2 separate regions of the Homo sapiens genome follow, and region 1 is linked to region 2. The links are chromatin loops, found by intact Hi-C in ENCODE. Cell type or tissue: mammary epithelial cell. All regions are shown on one strand.

Region 1 (8,000 bases), 180 kb before region 2:
CTCATTAACTTCTTTCTACCCCATAGTCTATTTTGCTGTATATTCCCTATCTCAGTAATTGACTCTTTGTCACTATTGTTTCCTTATCCAAGTCAAGAGCCTGAGAGTCATCCTTGACTCCCTTCTCTCTACCAACGCACAAGACTATCTCTGAGCTGTCCTCACTGCTCCATCTTAATGTGAGCCCTCATCATCTTTTACTGGACCCCTTCAATTTCAGTGGCTCTTTAAGGGTCCCTTGCCTTAAGTTCATGATTCTTTTACCCATCCTCTAGACAGCTGCTAGAGAAGCAACCTCTAAAAAAGTAAAAATATAACATTGATTGTGCTATTTTCCTTCATAAAACTATTCAGTGTCTCTCCACTAACCCAAAATAAATCAAAAGTAAAGACATAGTCAAACGTGGAAAGGTATCCTAAGAGTAAGAAAAGGTATGGCTTAACTTTGATCCTTAAGGGCACCTGGAAGGAACAAATCATTTTTCTTTTGGAGCTGCACAGTTTCTGGCACATCATTAAATGTTGAACGAATAATTGTGTGAATGAATAAGTGATTGAATATAGAAATAAGGTTAAAATTCAGACAGCTTTGCATTTTGTGGTCCAGCCTATATAAGCTCTACTCCCTGCCTCTCTAGTATTTGAGAAAGACAATTTGAAGTTGACATGACTATAAAAAAAAAATGTATCAAATACAACAAAAATATAGAGCTTGTGTTTGGCCGAAGTTTGTTAAGAATTATGAGATTAGGAACTCAGGCTCCAGAGATCAATAGACCTAGGTTTACACTCCAGCTTCACCATTTAATAGCTGCATGACTTTGAACAAGTGGCTTACACTCTCTTGATTTTGATTTCCTCATCTATAAAAATGGAGACAATGATAGTACCTACCCTGTTATGTGGATAAAACGAAATGATGCATATAAATCATTTAGCAGGTCCAGGTTCCCAATAGGTACTCAATAAATGTTAGCTTCTGTTATTTTTATTATTCACTATTTGCTCAGTATCTCTTCGCAAGTTCTCTCTCAGAACACTGGAATTCACTGGCTGGTACTGGGCAAGGAAGCTCTGCCACGTAAGTGCCTTCAGACAAACTGGCAAGGCTTTAGAATTGCTCTGAGAAAGACTGTCTTTCAGTTCTTTTGTTAACTGTTTTTGTAATTACTATTAATTGTAATGAATAGTAACTACCATTAATTGTAATTATTAGTAACTTCCAGTGCTTTATAGTTTATGAACTCCTTGTACCCATCTAACCCACAGAAAATGATGTGCCGTCAAGCTTCAGTGAAAATGACTTTTCTTTTAAGGATGACATTGATTCATAGAGACAACTTTAAAAAGTGAGGCATCTGATTATCTGGTCCATCTAATCTTCCTTCTGTGTTGACTCTCTTTCCACACTTGGATTAGTTTTTAATTAAATAAAAAGTTAAATTGTATAAAGACAAAAACCCCATTAGCAAATGTAAATGTTTAGTGAGATGTGTACTCTTTCTTCACTCGCTGCTTGATCTATGAGTCCAGAGTATACGGTCATCAACTACATCAGAAAGACCAGTAGGGCTGCTTTTCAGTATCAACTTTTGGTATTCAAATCACATAAAACCCAGCATTTGCTTTCCCTAATTTACTTGGTTTCCATGACTTGCTACTGAAATCATATGAAGCCTAGAGTTTGCTTTTCCTAATTTACTTCAAATTATATACTTTAGGCTATTAACCCAATTGAACATTACACAGCAATTCAAAAACAAATAAAGCAATAAACAACAATATATAATAGACAAATTCTAGCAATTAAGTTAAAAAGTAAAAATATTACATACCATATATATCCTTTTCATAAAACTAAAACAACTATAATTAAAATATATAATTTTTAGGGTTAGGCATGCCTATAAATATAATAAAAACTACATAAAAGGGACAAATAGGGAGTGATAAACATAGGATCAAGGCCACCAATTAGCATTTGTGGGAAGAGGCTGGAAAATGGAATAGGGAGTAAAGGCTATACGGTTAAATAAAGGTCATTTACAAGGAACTGCCTTTAGACCTGGTTTTAGGTTAGCAAATTCATGAGTGCTTCTTACATTATTAAAAATAATTATACAGACCAGGTGCAGTGGCTTATGGCCATAATCCCAGCACATTGGGAGGCCAAGGGAGGAGGATCACTTGAGCCCAGGAGTTCGAGACCAGCTTGGGCAACACAGTGAGATTCTATCTCTATTGCATAAAAATAAATCAATAATAAAATTTTTTAAAAATGTTTAAAAAATAAAAGATAATTATATCAATCTGTGTATCAGCTAGGATCTATGCAAGAATACAGAAACCATACTAATTATTTTAACAGAGATAACATACGGAATGGGTTAAATAAGTCTTTGAGGAATTCAAAAGCAAAAAAAGGAACATGAAGGTAGCATATATATGGTAACAAGAATCAGCTACCACTCTTAGGGCTAGAAAAATGAAAAAGGCCAGGATTATCAGAAACTGGAAACTCAGACAAGGCACCTCATGGAGTCTGAGAGGGGCAGCCTGCCCATCTTGCGCTGGTGCCTCTGGCAGGGAACAATAAAACTAGTCCTGAACGTGCCAGAAGAAGCTGGAAACTGGAACCAACTGACACTGTCAGGGTGAGAAGCCATGGATGAAGCAATGCTGACAGGAACAGCAAGCAGAACAGGGAAAAGCCAAGAGCCCCTCCCTTTGCCCTATTCCTGCCTTCTGGTCTCTCTGTGTGTGCTGCCCCCTACTGGCGAAACATAACAGGAGCAGCTGGCTAAGGAGGCACGTGAGGAGCAAAATCCCAGCTCCAGACACACGGGATTAGGGAAGGGTGGGTTAGGCACTGAGAAACAATAGCTTATTAACTGCCACAAGCAGGTAGGCGAGGTGATGCCGTCCAACAATTCAAAATCTCAAACACAACATAAGTGCATTTTCTGACCATACTACATGTCCAGTGCAGATCAGCCGGAGGACTCTGTTCATCATAGCCACTCAAGGACCCAGGTTGGAAAATGTTTCCATGATCACCATAGCAGGGGGAAGGGTGTATGGCGGATCATGCACTTGCTTCAGTGCTTCTGCTCAGAAATGATACACATCACTTCTGCTTACATTTTGTCAGCCCAAGCAAGTCACATGACCATACCAAATTTCAGAGTGTATAGGGAAATGCAGTCGAGCCACATGCCCAGAGGGCCAAGGGCCAGAAATATTTGATGAATAGTCACACTAAGAAAACAAATAAAAATGGTCCATGCATGAACTAATATCGAGAATGTATCATAAACAAAGAACTATAATCCAATTCTGGGAACCTAAATATATATATATATTTATATATATATATTTATATATATATATTTATATATATATATTTTTATATATATATTTATATATATTTATATATATTTATATATATTTATATATTTATATATATATTTATATATATTTATATATATATTTATATATATTTATATATATATTTATATATATATACACACACACACTCATAGACATATACATACTGTATATATATCTATCCTCTTTAACATTTTGGCATGCTAAACATAAGTGTGCCATAGGAGCCACAGCGAGACACACCCAGTCTCCAAGAGAGGTTAATGAACCAGATTGCAGGTCTGCAACATTACCTTTAAAAATCTTGTTCCCCAAACTGAAGCACTAAAAGAAGAACATGTTGATAACTTGAAAGATGCTTTTAGCACCTGAAAGAGAACAATATGACAACGCAAGGAGGATGATCCTAAACATGGAAAATCTGAGCCCCAGTATTGGCCCCCTTGACAGGGCTGCAGTGAACAAGGCTGACTCAGGCCAGTGATTCAAACAGGTTTAGTTTCAAGAGCCAATTTCTAATGTTTGGCAGTGGTTGCCAGGTGGTGTGCCAGCCAGCCTCCTTACACAACACTCCGACCTCATTTCCTGCAACTGTGGCCAGGAGTTGCTTCTTGAACCTCTGGGAAGCCACACCTTTCCAATTGGTTATAGCTAGTAATCATGTTTCACATTTACGTTTAACAAGGCAAGAGTCACACATTTGAATCTCCAAATCTCTCCCCTATCTGACTAATTTTTTAAGGCATACATTTGCATTTTTCTTCTCTAAACACTTTGCAGTTTGGCCTGTATCCTTGAAGCCGTCAGGTATAAAGAATGGAAGACAGCACATACCTGCCAATTTCATACTTCCTAAAAATAGGTGTCTTGGAAGAGACAGAAAAATATAGAAAGGCTTTCATTTTCCTATCATGGGAGCTACCGTTTCACCCCCTCCTACTTTTTAGCCATCATCTAAATAATAAGACAATCTGGCTGAGCCAAGGTGTAAGCACACTTCAGGCAGGTGTGCTTATTAGCACAGGACCTGCCAATGAGCAACCAGGCACTCATGGTGTGCTAAACCATCTTGAAGTGGCCCTCTCACAAGTTCAAAGTGTTAAACCCCCCAATTTCTGTCCTGAACCAATATGTAAACTTAAAAGAGAGGGACAGAGAGAGAGAGAGGACTTGATGCATGAGGGGAGGGATGTTAATGACCAGAGGCACCCTGGTATTTCCTGGCATCAACCCCAAATGTAATAAGGCCAGACCGCCTTAGTTCTTAGGTTTATTTTAGGATGCCCATTTTATAGACATTAATCCCTTGGCATTAGCTCTTCAACTAATCATCTTCCCAATACACCACCAGGAGCTGTGACTTAGGTGCTATGTTTGGCAGGGAACTGCAAGCAGCAGAAACTTAGTTCAAACTCGTTATGAAGAAAAGGTCCATGTGGACTTACAAATCTGAAGCGCATCTGGCACAGCTGGGTCCAAAAGTCCAACACTGTAGTCAGGAATCTGGCTCTTCACCTCTCAGGTCTGCTCTCCTCTGCTTGGCTTCCTTTTCAGGCAGTTTCTTCCAGTGTGGTGGCAAAATTAGCTACTAGCAGCTCCAGCTCCATTCTGCCCAGTTAGGAGTCCCAGCAGAAGAGAGCATACCTATTTCTCACCTTCATCAAAAGTACAAAGCAATAAGTTTCTCATGGCCAAATCCTGTGCCATATGAGAATCCTGGGAGCCAAGGTCAGGGTCAGCCTCACCCCCATGACTTGGACTTAGAGTGATGACAGGGTAGCTGCACAAAGAAAACCCAGGGAATGGGCCAGGCACGGTGGCTCATGCCTGTAATCCCAGCACTTTGGGAGGTTGAGGAGGGAGTATTTCTTGAGCCCAAGAGTTCGAGACCAGCCTGAGCAACATACTGAGACCCTATCTCCACTAAAAAAAAAAAAAAAAAAAAAAAAAAAAAATTGCCAGGTATGATGGCATGCACCTGGAATTCCAGCTACTCCGGAGGCTGAGGTGGGAGGATCGCTTGAGCCCAAGAGGCAGATGCTGCAGCGAGCCATGATCACACCACGGCACTCCAGCCTGGGTGACAGAAAAAGACCCTGTAGAGAGGAAGGAAAGAGAGGAATGGAAAGGAATGGAATGGGAAGGGAAGGGAAGGGAAGGGAAGGGAAGGGAAGGGAAGGGAAGGGAAGGGAAGGGAGAGAGAAAGTGAGGCAGGGAAGGAAGGAAGGAAAGAAGGAAGGAAGGAGAGAAAAGAAAAGATGGACAGAAGGAAGGAAAGGAAGGGAAGGGGAAAGGAAGGGGAAGGGAAAGGAAGGGAAGGGAAGGGAAGGGAGAGAGAAAGGGAGGGAGGGAGGAAGGGAGAGAGGGAACGAAGGAAGGAAGGAAGGAGAGAGAAAAGAAAAGATGGAAAGATGGACAGAAGGAAGGAAGGGAAGGGAAACAAAGGGAAGGGGAAGGGAAGGGGAAAGGAAGGGGAAGGGAAAGAAGAAGAGAAGGGGCAGGGGCAGGGAGGGGAAGGGGAAGGGGAAGGGAAGGTAAATATAAGCAAAAAAATTCAATATATGCCTAGTTCTTGGATGGCTGATTTAAGGATGTAGCCGACAGAGTTCTCAGGCACTGTCTAGTCAATCCCTAAGGCCCATTCAATAACACAAAAAATGTAGCAAAAAATAAATTGAAGATGAGGTAAAGAAAAAAATAACTGTAGTCTACTTTATTTTTAATATCATGGAAAGAAGAAAGGGATGGAGGGAGGATGGAATTAGAGGAGAGATGGAGGAAAGGAGCGACACATGGAGGGAAGGAGGAAGGAAGGAACCCAAGCACCATCTTTAGATCTAAATAAAATAGACTCTAAGCTCCATGCCTCAAATTGTAAAAATCCCAATACCTGTTCTAAGATTTCTATGAATTTCTGGGATGTTTCTGTTTTCATGGCGAAGTCGCTGAGTGGCCTGTGCTTCTTTTGCACACCATGACTTCTACCCGCAGCATCTCTCTACGCACCAATAATGGCATACAGTTTAAGGGAAGCTTCCCAGATCTCAGCGGCCTGTCGATACTGGCTGTTATATTACAAATGGCAGGGTTAAAGAAACTGCCTCTTGGATTTCCAAATCTGTAGCAAGCATCCAGGATGTCCCTGGAGTCTCAGTGCACACTCCTCTCCCCTCTGATGCAGTGATGGAAGTGCCCCTTGACTCTCAAGTCTCTCTGGAAAATAATATTTCCGCTTCTGCCTATAGCCCATCTCTCCACAGGGTTCAAACTCAAGTCCTTCAAACCAGTATGAGGACACAGCTGAGGCAAATACTATACTGTCCTCCACTCCTACCCTAATCCCTTAAGGAAAATTTTCTCCTTTCTTCATGGAGCAAAACCCTTGAAGTCAGTTCATTCAAGCACACCCACCCTCCATTCTCTTACCAGGTGACTAAACATTCCCAGACACATGAACCGCAGCTTGGACCTAGCCAGGAACTCTGCTAAGCACTGACTGATAGCAAAAGGACTCCCATCTGTACGTGAAAGATGTCTTTGGAGTTGTAATATTTTGACAGAAGGCCGTCTCAGGTTTCTTCCCTTGTCTCATCATAAAACACGAATGCTTCTGACTGCTTTCTAAAGTATTCTTACCTTAACTATATGAGGCATCCTTGATTGATCATAAGAAATGCCAGATTGCATTTTGCCGTGATAAGGCTTTTTTTTTGTTGTTATTATTATTATTATTTTGCTGTTTTTGTTAATTTTAGTCGAGTACATTTTTCTTCTATTTAGGTCCACAGCCCCAGTCCAGATTATCAGCTTTATTTCTGTATCTCTATATCTTACTCTCCTTCTCCAACTGCTACGATATGATGTTTGTGTCCCCTCAAAATTATGTTGAAATCTAATCGCCAGTGTGATGGTATTAGGAGGTGGGGGCTTTGGGAGGTGATCAGATCATGACAGTGGTGCCCTCATGAATGGGATTAGTATCCTATAAAAGAGGCTCGAGAGAGATCCCTTGCCCCTTCTACCATGTGAGGTTGCAGGGAAAAGACAGCTGTCTGTAAACCAGGAAGTAGGCCCCCACCAGACAGCAAGTCTTGCCAGCACTCTGATCTTGGACTTCCAATTTCTGTTGTTTATAAGCCACCCAGTCTATGACATTTTGTTCTAGCAGCCCAAACAAACAAAGACAGTAACTTAGCTTAATGTGGCCAATTTCCTCAGCGTGAGTGTTATAGTCCAAATGTTCATCAGGCAAGGAAAAATAAGGCTCAGACTCAAAGGACAAGGAGAGCTTAGAACACCCTATGTAACCTGCACAGAATGAATCAAAGCAAAGGCTGGTACACCGTGGAAGGCATGGTGCTATGGCTCACCCATGAGTCATATGGGATGAGTGGAAAAGCTAGCAGCACAGCACTAAATAAGGAGCAGTGGTGAAAGGAGCTTCAGCATCACCTTGGCAGCCAGACACTGTGCAGAAGACAGAGGTACCACTCCTGCTCTGAGCATATTAAAGTCTCCAAAACACAAATTAGAGAAGCCCTCACCTAAAAGGCACATTGTCCTTTTGAGAAAAAGTGGCAGATAAGGAGCAGAAATTAGAGACCCACTTACTT
Region 2 (8,000 bases):
ATTCACTGTGCTCAATGTTAAATCTAGTCTGCATGGAAAAGAAATTTCTAATTTGAATACTAACTAACCCACTGTTTTTGACCTCCAAGGCTTATATATATGCCCAAGTTAAGAACCTGTAACACTCGTATATTATTTTATGCTAAAGATGTCCACATATACTTATTTCCAAGGAGGGAAAATCAGTGCTTGTATTTAGTTATGAGGATAGGCTAACTGTATTAAAGAAAACTGAGTGCTGCTGGAAATTTCAAATTTCAAGCAATTCAAACAAAAATCAACTTGTTCCCTTTTCTTGAATTGCATATTATGATTCAACTGTTTTATTTGTTCTCTATCTTCCTAACCCTCAATGTGAAGACGTCAGAGAAAAACCCTAATAACAATATTTTAAAGACCCAAACTAATGTTGAATAGAAAAGTAACATTATAATACAGGATGCCAATACTGAATCCTGAATGTTCCAGGAAATTCACATGTCAAAGTATTTTACTATCTGCTGCTCCCTACTACAGTTAACAACACACTCTCACACACAAATGTTAGCATCTAATTACATACAGAACGCTTTACATAGGAAGTAACACATGTAAAAGAGTAATAGATCATGTTACTCTCTAAAATAGTTACTAAAAACAATTTACCAAAAATTAATTCAAACTAAAATTAACTTGTTCCCTTTTCTTTCTCACTTACAATTTATTTTGCAGATTCCAGATTGCATTGTAAGGCAATACAATTTTTTTAAACAAGGATGCATATAAATAATGTTACATTAAATAAAAATTAAATTAAAAGCATGTTTTCTAAAATTGAGTGTCTGGATATTTATCAAATGTTATTTGTGGTTGGAAGAAGAAGAAATGGAAAGATGGATAATTCATAGTGATCAGACAATAAAGATTGATAGCATGAGGAAGGTAGCAGATACCCGCTGATTTGTATATTAACTGTGAAATAATGCAAATTCCCAATCTAATCTCATAGATTATATTTTAGCAGGCATTTGTGAAAAAAAGACACCACTCTTTACCTTGGCATATGCCTAGAAATCATGATATAACACTAATAACTGAAGTTTCCCTGCATTTTGGCCATGAACCCTATATCAAATAAGCCATAAATACAACCAATAATATATCTAAAGAGAAGATACCAAACTTCAAATTTCTCTAAAAATGTAAGAGTAAATTCATGCTGACTTCTATAAAATAGACATTCAACTGTGTCTTCCAATCTGCCTAGGAAATGCACAAATGTAATTATTCAAAGGACACCTGAAGAATACTGTAGCTTAAAACTGAGTCTAGTTATGATAAAAATATAATAATTTTGTTTGACTTCTGGTAATTCAAAATGACTATCTGTGAGATGACTTTGAAGGTTTTGGTCTCTTTTAAAAGCTATCTAGGAAAATTTTAAATCATGCCTTTCAAAAATATTTTTAGCATAAACATAGATGTTCGAGGTCATTAAACTGAACAGAGTTATACTCAAGGTGGAGATTTCTTTTCAAAACAATTCAATCTATGCCTCAAAAAGACTCATGTTCACTTGTAAGATTCAGGATAAGAAATCTCTTAGCATAGAAGTCAACTGAAGATTTAAGAACTGAGACATGCTCCAAAAACTACAATGCTGTGACTGCAAGACATGCTATTTCTATAGCATTTCTCAAAACAGAGAGAAAATTATTTAAAATCAGTTTCTCACTGGATGATTCAACAATCCAAGCTTTGGATTCAGATATCCAATTCACCAGAAATCTTACTTTTATATACCTTTGATCAGCATAAGCTTGCAATTTGAAATTTCCAGCAGTACTTTATTTCCATTTATATAGTTGAACTATCCTCACAACTTTAAATACAAGCATTGATTTTTTTTCCTCCTTGGAAATAAATATCTATGGATATCTTTAGCATAAAATAATAGTCCTATTAAGGAGCTTCCTTGGCATAGTAACTCCCTTCACAATGATTTCAGCTACGGAAATCATTACATGCTAGGGGCGCTTGCCACTTTACTCTGTATGCTTAGGTTATACAAATTAACTAGACTTAAAATTAATAAACCAACTTTACTTGCCAAGAATGACTTATTTTGGAATCCCCAGGTTGTTTTACATTCCTACAATGTTAATGTCCTACTGTGAAGGTTATTTGAGTATATGCTGTTAAATTTGACGTTTGATCTAAATAGTGAACATTTTTTCATGTCAGCAATACGACCCATCACTCATGTTATCATTTTTCCACTAAGCTTATTACTATAGAGTAACATTTCTATCCTAGATGTGACATTTATTATCAGAGTGGTTTTTATTTCTAGCACACTGAATAACTATTAACCTGCAGCTACATACTTTCACCACTAGATGAAGCTTGAGCATAGGTGATGTGAACCGTGGAGTGCAGTCTTAAAGTGGAATACAGGTACTAGGAGAAAACAATGGAAAAGACAGAGAAAGTCTTTTGATTTAGCAATACTGTGGGGGCAAAACTGCCACATAGCAAAAGCTCAGAGTGCCTGTTAATTGTCAATAAAATGATGCTGTTTCAATTAGTGAAATTCCTCCTATTGATGATGAATTTCATAATGCAGAGGAGGTAAGTTAGCTAGTATGGTGAATAAAAATAAACAGTCAGTTGCAAACTATGTTACTTGCAAATTACTTGACTTTGTGCAAGTGGCTTAAACTTCTGAGACTTGGTTTCTTCATCTATTAAAAAATGGAAACACCAGACTAATAGTAACACCTACGAGATGGGTGGCTTAGGAGGGCATTAGTTCCCCCATAATGTTTAATAGGACTCTCTTAAGACATCCCTAGAAATCCTAGAATATTAGCTTAAAAGGTAGACTTGTTCAGGAAAATGTACTGTAAGGCACAGCTGGTATCCATAACTAACATTTTCCCAATCAAGAGGACTTTAAAGTTCTGCTGCCAATGGCCAAGCCTAGAATGAACCCCAAAGTTCTTTTTTTTTTTTTTTTTTTTTTTAAAGAGCGTATCTTGCTCTGTCACTGAGGCTGGAATGCAGTGGCACGATATAATAGCTCACTGCAGCCTTCAACTCCTGGGATCAAACAATCCTTCTGCCTCAGCCTCCCAGTGGCTAGGAATACAGGCTCATTTCACCACACCTGGATACTTTTTAAAATTTTTTGTAGAGGCAGCATCTCACTATGTTGACTAGGATGGTCTCAAACTTCTAGGCTCAAGCCATCCTCCCACCTTGGCCTCCCAAAGTGCTGCGATTACAGGCATAAGCCACCATGCCCAGCCCACGATTATCTTTAGAGTTCTAGCTTTTCTTTGCATGCAGTATTTTTCCACGGGTAGGTAACATAGTTAGATGCATTAACTCCTGAAAACTATAATTAAAGCTGATAACCAAAATGTTAAAATACTGACTATATATACACTGTTACATTTGTCTCTTGGAAATCACTCACAAAACCCAGACAATGAACAGGGAAAAGTGATGAGAAATGAACTGGAGATGTTGAGTAGGTAGTGTAGAAGAAGCAGGATAATGAATTATAACATAGTGAAACATGGGAATGCCTATTTAGATATTCCAAAAAATCTAAACTTACTGCCTCTGCCTCTTGTTCTTTAACACTGTTAACAAACCTTTAATAACAACCAAAACAAGACTTTCCATCCAGTCTACTGGATTAAATACACAAAGAAAAGGATAGCTTACTAATTGACAAGTTTATATATGTGATATTGCACTATACCTTTTGACTTAGCGAAGTTTACAAATACATGGAACCATCTTTCCAAAAAATATGCCTGTTGAAGTCCATTAAGTACCTATCTGGAAATATATCTTGCAAAGTTCTCTATCTTGTATTTCCTAAACATCTTGTGCTTACGTAAAAGTGAAAATTGCTAAGATTTATCTAATATATAACAGTAAACATAAAAAATTTGAATAAAGGAAAATGCTTTTATTTCTAATCTCAACCTCTTCTTATGAATTATTGACCCAAACTGATGATTTCATTAAATATGTCACCTAATATTTACTAAACAGTAATAAATGTTACTTTTTTTCTTCCTCTGAGGGGTTTGTTTCTAAGGAAACACAATTGATAGTCACAGTAAATATGGTCTTCTCAAATGGTTTTCCCACTTCAACTATTCTGTTAAAAAAAAAAAAACCCAGGTACTTAAGTCTGCAGAGATAGCAAAAGACTACTATTTTAACAAACCAGTTATATATGATTTATTTTACTCTCTTACAAAAAAGTATATACATTGTGATCCCAATTTCAATTTTTAAAATATGCATAAAGAATGGAAAAATATATGTTAAAATGTCAGCAGTAATTTTCCTTGATTATTTCCATTTTTCTTTTTCTTTTTTGGAATTTTCAATAAAGAATCTGAATTACTTTTATATAATTAGGAAAAATGCTTACATTAATATTATTGCTTATTTTAGGTGATAAAATACATAACCTGTCACAAAGATATTTTTATAAAAGTATGATGTCGCATATTGATAAAATATATCAATTTGATTTTGAAGAAAATAAAAGTCTGAAGATTTCAACTTTCTCAAAATGTGGAGAAGTTGTTTCCCTGTACAAGGACTCACTCTACTGGTGACATAGAGAATATACTTAATCTGACATTTCTGAAATAACGGCATATTTTCCATAAACACTAGAGGGCAGGGTTTTGACTATAAAACAACTTCATTTGTATTTGTGTGTGTGTGTAAATATTTCACTTATATTTGGGTATATATATCATTTATATTTGTATACATGTACACATTATTTTGTACAAATACAAAATGTATATACACATTATTTTGTATAATAAACTCCTGGGCTCAAGCAATCCTTTTGCCTCAGCCTCCCAGTAGCTAGGACTACATAATATATATATGCATTATTTTGTATTTATACACATTTATAATGTGTATATATTCTATTTATATACAAATATATACACATACACAAATATATATACACATCTAAATTTTGTATGTATAGAAATGAATGTGTATATTTTATATTTTATATTTTGTATTCATTTGTGCATACACAACATATATTTTATATACATTTCAAAACCATTTTTAGATTTATTAATAAGTACATAATCTAAGGCTCTAATATGACACCATTTCATATTAAAACTGGATCACTAGGCTGGGTGCAGTGGCTCATGCCTGTAATCCCAGCACTTTGAGAGGCCAAGGTGGGCAGGCTGCTTGAACTCAGGGTTTTGGGACCAGCCTGGGCACATGGCAAAATCCTGTCTCTACAAAAAATAAAAAAATTATTTGACATGCTGACACACCTACAGTCCCAGCTTATTAGAGGGTGGAGGCAGGAGGATCACTTGAGCCTGGGAGGTGGAGGTTGCACTGAGCCAAGATCATGCCACTGCACTCCAGCCTGGATAACAGAACCAAACCAGACCTTGTCTCAAAAAACCCAAAAACAAAAAATGCTAATTACTAATTGATATGGTTTGACTGTGTCCCCACCCAAATCTCATCCTGAATTGCAGTTCTCATAATCCCCACGTCATGGGAGGGACCTGGTGGGAGGTAATTGAATCATGGGGGTGGTTACCCCCATGTGGCTGTTCCACTAATAGTGTGTGAGTCTCTTGAGACCTGATGGTTTTATAAAGGGCAGTTCCTCTGCACATGCTCTCTTGCCTGCTGCCATGTAAGATGTGCCTTTGCTCCTCCTTTGCCTTTTGCCATGATTGTTAGGCCTCCCCTGCCATGTGGAACTGTGAGTCAATTAAACCTCTTTCCTTTATAAATTACCCAGTCTCAGGTATATCTTTATTAACAGTGTGAGAACAGATTAATACAGTAAATTGGTACCGGTAGAGCGGGTTGCTGCTGTAAACATACCTGAAAATGTGGGAGTAACTTTGGAACTAGGTAACAGGGAGAGGTTGAAATAGTTTGGAGGGTGCAGAAGAAGACAGGAAAATGTGGGAAAGTTTGCAACTTCCTAGAGACTTGCTGAATGGCTTTGACCAAAATGCCGATCTTGATATGGACAATGAAGTCCAGGTTGAGGTGGTCTCCAACAGAGATGAGGAACTTATTGGGAACTGGAGCAGCAAAGGTGATTTTTGCTATGCTTTAGCAAAGAGACTGGGAGCATTCTGCCCCTGCTCTAGAGATCTGTGGAACTTCGAACTTGAGAGAGATGATTTAGGGTATCTGGTGGAATAAATTTCTAAGCAGCAAAGCACTCAAGAGTTGACTTGGGTGCTCTTAAAAGCATTCAGTTTTGGCTGGGTGCGGTGGCTCACGCCTGTAATCCCAGTACTTTGGGAGGCCAAGGTGGGCGGATCACGAGGTCAGGAGATCGAGACCATCCTGGCTAACATGGTGAAACCCCGTCTCTACTAAAAATACAAAAAAAAATTAGCCGGGCGTGGTGGTGGGCGCCTGTAGTCCCAGCTACTCAGGAGGCTGAGGCAGGAGAATGGCATGAACCCAGGAGGCGGAGCTTGCAGTGAGCCAAGATCACGCCACTGCACTCCAGCCTGGGTGACAGAGCAAGACTCCATCTCCCAAAAAAAAAAAAGCATTCAGTTTTATTCATTCACAAAAACATGGTTTGGAATTGGAACTTATGTTTAAAAGGGAAGAAAAGCATAAAAGCTCAGAAAATTTGCAGCCTGACTATGTGACAGAAAAGAAAAAACAATTTTCTGAGGCAAAATTCAAGCCAGCTGTAGCAATTTGCAGAAATAATGAGGAGCCAAATGTTAATTGCCAAGACAATGGGGAAAATGTCTCCAGGGCATGTCAGAGGTCTTCCCAGCAGCCTCTCCCATCACAAGCTGGGAGGCCTATGAGAAAAAAATGGTTTCATGGGCCTTGCTGCTTTGTGCAGTCTCAGGACTTGGTACCCTGTGTCCCAGGCGTGGCTAAAAGGGGTCAATGTACACTGTTGCTTCAGAGGGTGCAAACCCCAAGCCTTGGTGGCTTACATGTGGTGTTGGGACTGCAGGTGCACAGAAGTCAAGAACTGAGGTCTGGCAACTTCCACCTAGATTTCAGAGGATGTATGGAAACGCCTAGATGTTCAGGTAGAGGTGTGCTATAGGGGTGGAGCCCTCATGGAGAACCTCTCTGCTAGGGCAGTGCAGAAGGGAAATGTGGGGTGGGAGCCCCCACACAAAGTCCCCACGGGGGAACTACCTAGTGGAGCTGTGAGAAGAGGGCCATCAGAACAGTAGATCCACTGACAGCTTGCACTATGTGCCTGGAAAAGCTGCAGACTCTCAATGCCAGCCTGTGAAAGCAGCCAGGAGGGAGGCTGTACCCTGCAAAGCCACAGGGGCAGAGCTGCCCAACATCATGGAAACCCACCTCTTTCATCAGTGTGACCTGGATGTGAGATACGGAGTCAAAGGAGATCATTTTGGAGCTTTAAGATTTGACTGCCCTACTGAATTTCGGACTTGCATGGGCCTGTAGCCCCTTTGTTTTGGCCAATTTATCCCATTTGGAATGGGTGTATTTACAGTGCTTGTACCGCCATTGTTATCTTGGAAGTAATTAACCTGCTTTTAATTTTACAGGCTCATAGGCAGAAGGGACTTTCCTTGTCTCAGATGAGACCTGGGACTGTGGACTTATGAGTTAATGCTGAAATTTGGGGGACTGTTGGGAAGGCATGATTGGTTTTGAAAGGTGAGGACATGAGATTTGGGAGAGGTCAGGGGCAGAATGACATGGTTTGGCTGTGCCCCACCCAAATCTCATCTTGAATTGCAGTTCCCATAATTCCCATGTGTTGTGGGAGGGACCGTGTGGGAGGTAATTAAATTATGGGGGTGGTTACCCCCATGCTGCTGTTCTCATAATAGTGAGTGAGTTTCACAAGATCTGACAGTTTTATAAAGAGCAGTTCCCCTGCACAGTCTCTTGCCTGCCATCATATAAGATGTGCCTTTGTTCCTCCTTGGCCTTCTACCATAATTGTGAGG

Evidence for each region. A loop is a pair of places that touch in the nucleus more often than their neighbours do. Peaks named below come from ENCODE experiments on the same cell type or tissue, not always from the same donor. Only the 100,000 strongest peaks of a DNase experiment are listed, where the experiment ranks them.
Region 1: it touches region 2 in a loop (6-fold over the local background); 3 of 110 quality-filtered maps call a loop at or near these places.

The regions. Positions count from the first base shown.
Region 1 is chr2:152,920,825-152,928,824 of GRCh38, reverse strand. No RefSeq gene overlaps it. Among named protein-coding and RNA genes, the nearest start is that of ARL6IP6, 210 kb to the right of the region's middle. In mammary epithelial cell, a CTCF peak has its summit at 2,773 (motif pointing left); DNase peaks (open chromatin) are centred at 2,754, 3,924 and 7,754; H3K27ac peaks cover 1,269 bases.
Region 2 is chr2:152,737,576-152,745,575 of GRCh38, reverse strand. All of the region lies in intron 3 of ARL6IP6 (ARF like GTPase 6 interacting protein 6), which reads right to left. Among named protein-coding and RNA genes, the nearest start is that of ARL6IP6, 23 kb to the right of the region's middle. In mammary epithelial cell, CTCF peaks have their summits at 2,380 and 4,640 (motif pointing right); no DNase peak of the experiment used is centred here.